Regions from separate parts of the Homo sapiens genome. Here region 2 is linked to region 1. A link is an interaction called in ENCODE POLR2A ChIA-PET data of the cell type or tissue named here. Cell type or tissue: OCI-LY7. All regions are shown on one strand.

Evidence for each region. ChIA-PET counts read pairs that join two places held together with the same protein. Peaks named below come from ENCODE experiments on the same cell type or tissue, not always from the same donor. Only the 100,000 strongest peaks of a DNase experiment are listed, where the experiment ranks them.
Region 2: POLR2A ChIA-PET joins it to region 1 with 5 read pairs; 2 of 35 experiments call an interaction of 5 or more read pairs at or near these places.

The regions. Positions count from the first base shown.
Region 1 is chr7:128,163,493-128,165,992 of GRCh38, forward strand. No RefSeq gene overlaps it. Among named protein-coding and RNA genes, the nearest start is that of MIR129-1, 43 kb to the right of the region's middle. In OCI-LY7, no CTCF peak of the experiment used is centred here; no DNase peak of the experiment used is centred here.
Region 2 is chr7:127,910,657-127,913,156 of GRCh38, forward strand. All of the region lies in intron 14 of SND1 (staphylococcal nuclease and tudor domain containing 1), which reads left to right. Among named protein-coding and RNA genes, the nearest start is that of SND1-IT1, 86 kb to the right of the region's middle. In OCI-LY7, no CTCF peak of the experiment used is centred here; DNase peaks (open chromatin) are centred at 1,475 and 1,695; H3K4me3 peaks cover 1,094 bases; H3K27ac peaks cover 1,752 bases.

The DNA of each region.
Region 1 (2,500 bases):
CTTAATTCCTGACCAGGCTCTTTCTTCTTGACTCTGTTGCCAAAGTTAGTCACTTTGCCATTGTGGGGCTCAGAACAGGGCCTCTGGTTGGGGACTGGGGGGCTCTCCTCCTGGCCCATGTTCAACAGGAGGTCCCGGGTCTTCCCTGGCTGAGCCTATTCTTGCAAACTATGTGGGGGCTGATGTAGGACATAGAGTGGCCTCTGGGGAGACAGCCTTGTGGATCCTCACTAGGTCATTGGCCCTTCTGGCCCCATTGCCATCAGCGTCATATAGTGAGATCAGCTGCCTCCAAGCCCCATGGGAGGCCTGGTGTGAAGAGCTCAGCTCAGCAATGAAACCTATGGCCCATGTGATCAACAACATCCTGATCTCAGCAGACTGCTGATAGAAGGAGAGGTTAAGACCTATTCCAGAGCATGATTGGATTGGACAAGACAGCCAAGGTGCTCAACACATCAAAGAAGTCTTTCCACAAATGTGGCCATTCCTGCAGTGCTGCCATGGGGGAGCCACGACAACTTCAGTTCAGGCAACAACCCTCACCCCTCAATTGTACTCCAGCCCAGGTGACTGGGCCTGTGGGGAATGTCTAACCCAAGGGCTGTGATCTCTGGACACCCCAGGAGCCTAGAAGTGGCCTGAATCAGAGGCTCTCATTAACCTGGTGCCGACCTGAGTCATTCTGATTCTCTCCTTCATAGTAATTTGAACTGGAGATGTGGTGAGAAAGCCAGAAGGAGGCAGGGACAAATGAGTCATGAGCAACCTTCAGCGCAGCACTCCAACCTGGCATCTTGCAGCTCCTGCTGCCTCAGAGCTACAAGATAGCCCAGGGAGTCAATAGAGCCCCAGTGCCAAACAGCATTCCAGGTTCCCAGCCCCCTTCCCCTGGCCCCACCCCGCTGCATTCCAACGATAGCTAAGTCTGAACATACCTGGACTCCTAATTCCCTCCTACCCTTGTGCCTCCTCACAATGAGCCTGGTTACCTGAAGCAGCCTGTTACCAAAGGCCCCCTCAGTGGCAGCACAGACACTACTGGGGAAGAGCATCTCAGAGGCAAAGTGGGGTGCAGCTGTCCCTCCCACACAGAGAACTCCTCCACTCCCACCTTGGAGGATAGGGAGTGTTACATGAGGAGACCCGGCAGGCCCCTGGGACTCACAGGCTGCCATCAATGTGCTGACAGGCCTGGGATGCAAGGCTGAACAACCTGGGGCAACAGTGTGTCCAAGATAGGGCTGGGCCACAGAGAACCAGTCACAAGCCTGCATGTGTGTGCTGGGCAGGCAGCTGCCACATCCTTGCTGGCTGAGTCAGACCCCTTGGTCACTGAGTCTCCAGTTTATTGTTATTCACTGAATAACAGAAGTTTCTGTGGGCCCAGATGAGACTGGGGTCTGTCTGTCTTGTGATTGTAAGGCACTGGCTTTCCTGCCAAACAGCTCATTGCGCAGATCCAGGGCCTCTCTCCTTGGACCTGGGTGGACTCCAGGATCTCCTGCTGAAATAGCCAGGCCTCTCCTAGCCCAGGTCTTCAGAGATATCAACATCAGCACCACTCTGCATCTCAGGACAGGCCCTCGGCTGAGAGACAGTAAGCAGATTGCAGAGCTTCCTAGGCACCTACTGTGTGCCTGAGTGGCACAGCTGGGCCACATGGAGCACATGGAGATGGGTGAGACCAGCTTCCAGCTCTGAGAAGTTACAACCCAGCAGGGAGATGTGCAGCTTAGAGAACTAATCATCCCACATTGACACTGCAATGTGATCAAAGCCTTGAGAGCCATTCCCCATGATCCAGGGACTAACGGTAGGTGAGCTCATAGCTCTGGGGATCAGAGAGGCCTGCACGGAGGAATCAGCATTAGACCTGGGTTTTGGCGGCTGCATGGACTTCGACATGGAGAGGTAGATGGGAGCAATGGACTGAGGCAGTAGGTTCCCAAAAAAGGGACTTTCAATCTTTGCTGACACAACATTAATGTCAGTTGTGCCCAGGACTGTGCCAGAAGCAGCTGGGGGAACAGAGGTGAGTGCCATGTGGTCCCTGCCATGAGAGAGGGCCAAACAGGCAGATTTTGGCTGCAGCTCAGTGGGACAGGAGCTGCAGGTGAGGGAAGGGCAGCAGCGGTGGAGCCCAGCAAAGCAGCCTTGGTGCATGTCTTGCTGGGAAACAAGCACAGAGAGAGGGAGGTGGAGCCATAACCTGACCCTCCCCATCTCCACTTGATTGAACCTGAATCTGAAGGCATTGGAGAGCTGCTTTCGGAAGTCTGGAGCAGAGGCTGATGATATGGAGGGAAAGACCACAGATGCCATCTTTTTGGGGGCCAGCCTCTCAATGTCACTATTCTCCGAGTGTCCCTTGATCAGGTTTCCCCAAATATGTCTCCAGGGAATATGCATATGGTGGCAAGTGTTGGTTCACTCATTGCTGAGTGAACCGTGCACAACGGCAGGGGCAGGGGCAGGAAGAGGGCATCTCATTTCTTCA
Region 2 (2,500 bases), 250 kb before region 1:
CTCTGGTATTTGATGGCACAAATGCTCTCTGAGTGTATTTGTTTTTTGTTGTTTTAAATAGCCCTTCCCTTTTTTACCCCACTTGGCTAAAATCATGGCCCTACATCATGTTCTCACGTCTCTCTTGCCAACTGCAGTCTAAGTTATTGTACAGATGGCACAACATCAAGGCCTATGGTTCTGCCGGGTGGGTTTCTGTGACCTGGAGGGGTTGCCTAGCACTGGAGCTTCATTCACACAGTAGCTGCTGGCTCCACTGCTGGGCTCTGCATTTGGTATCCGAGAAAATCCCAAAGGAACTCTGGAAGAGCCAGCTCACTGTCTGCAGAACTTGCTCTCCAGAGCAGGCAGTGTGTCCTCTCTAAATATGGTTGGCCCCTTGCCTGGAAGCCATGGTTGGTGGGAGTGTTGGGTTATCCTGGTGGCTTCCTTGCCTCCCTGTTGTGTTTCGTAGCTCAAGTTGTCACTAATTTAGGAAAAGCTATTGCTCTATTTCTTTCTTCTTCTTTCTTCAAGCAAAGTTTATTGAACTCTAGTTGGACTACAATGTACAGGTGACTGGCTTGGATCCTCACTGCACAGAAACATGCCATCACCTCTGTGGCACACAACCTCTGATGCCAAAGTGGCAGCCACCTCGTAAGTTTCTCCCAGACTTTGGAAAAAACTTCAAACTCTTTCTCTTTCTTTTCTTTTCTCTTATATTTTCAATTTAATTTTTTATTTCAAAAAAATAGAGATGGGGTCTCACTTTGTTGTCCAGGCTTGGTCTCAAACTCCTGGGCTCAAGTGATCCTCCCACCTCAGCCTTCCAAAGTGCTGGGATTGCAGGAGTGAGCTACCATGGCTGGCCTCTTTTCTCTCTCTCTTTCTCTCTTTTGTTGAGATGGAGTCTCCCTCTGTTGCCCAGGCTGGAGTGCAGTGGCGCCATCTCAGCTCACTGCAACCTCTGCCTCCCAGGTTCAAGCAATTCTCCTGCCTCAGCCTCCTGAGTAGCTGGGATTACAGCTAGTTTTTGTATTTTTAGTAGAGACGGGGTTTCACCATGTTGGTCAGGCTGGTCTTGAACTCCTGACCTCATGATCTGCCCACCTTGGCCTCCCAAAGTGCTAGGATTACAGGCATGAGCCACTGCATCCGGCCCTCTTTTTTCTTTTCACCTCTTCTAAAGCATGTCTCTGCTAAGAGTTGGATGTTACTAAGAAGACCTTGATCTTGATTCTGCCAGAGAGTTGCTTCAGCCAGTTGCCCTCACCCTTATGATGGAAGACATAGCTTTATTGTGTTGGAGTTTTTTTGTACATGGTTTGTTTCTCTCTCTCTTTCTTTTATTTCTTTTTTAAGATGAGATCTTACTATGTTGCTCAGGCTGGACTCGAACTCCTGGGCTCAAGAGATCCTCCTGCCTCAACCTCCCAAGTAACTGGGACTTACAGGCATAAGCCACAACACCTGGCTGTCTATAGTTTCTTTGTTCATATGACAAAGTGGTTCTGTGCAACCACTTTCTGTTTTTTGAAACTCCCCTATTCAAATTTGCCAGAACTACAGGGCCATCCCTCTCTTAAATAAATTTGAAAGCATTTTTGATTTACATGGGAATTTTTTTCAAAATTTCATTGCAGCAGGTACCACAGTTAATGATGGTTGTGTTTCATTACCTCCTTTTGTAGATCTTAGTCCACTTTTTGACTGAGTTGTGTTGTTTTTGGAGGGCACCCAATTTAGGACATGGTTTCTCACTTCTCTTATTTAGCTTCATTTAGTTGGGCTGTTTTGCATCTTTGTAAATAGAGATGTAGAAATGTAGTCCTGAAGAGATACAATTGATTCCCACCCTGTAAGAGAAATGATTTCAAACTTTACATTTTTACTCCCTAGTTTGACTCTGTTTTTGCGTCTGTAGCAAATTCACCTCAGTATTCCTAGTAACTTATCTATATCTGTTCTTTAGTCTCTTTGAGCCTTTCTGGTTCCCTCATTAATTAGTGGGGTTAAAATGAAATTTTCTACATGAGTTTATTTTATATTTGAATAAGAGTCAAGACTTTACCTTATTGAAAATTATCTTTTAACAGGGGAAACAATTGTAGAAGCAAGAGAAATACAAAACCACATATATAGTGGGCAATAAAGGATTATAGAATTATATGCTTTGAAAATCTTAGTTTTGTTGCCTCCTCTGTACCTGGAAACATGAACAATAATTTGGTTGTGAAAGTTCTAAAAAAAAGAAAAATTTAGAAAGTGAATATGTCTCTTTCATCTGCATCATGTCTGGTTCCAAGTCTGTACCTTACTTGGTTTAACTTTTTATTCAGAACAGTCTTGTCTTGGAAAATTCAGGCACCAGAGCAGATAACCTTGAGGTAGGGAGCTAGGATTGGACTTTGAAAGCAGGGCACAGCTTCTTGTCCTTTGATATGAGTGTCCTAGCTCTGCAATTCAACACCTCAGAAAATGTTTGCTCAGGTGAGCTGCCCAGAGGTGGAGCACTGTT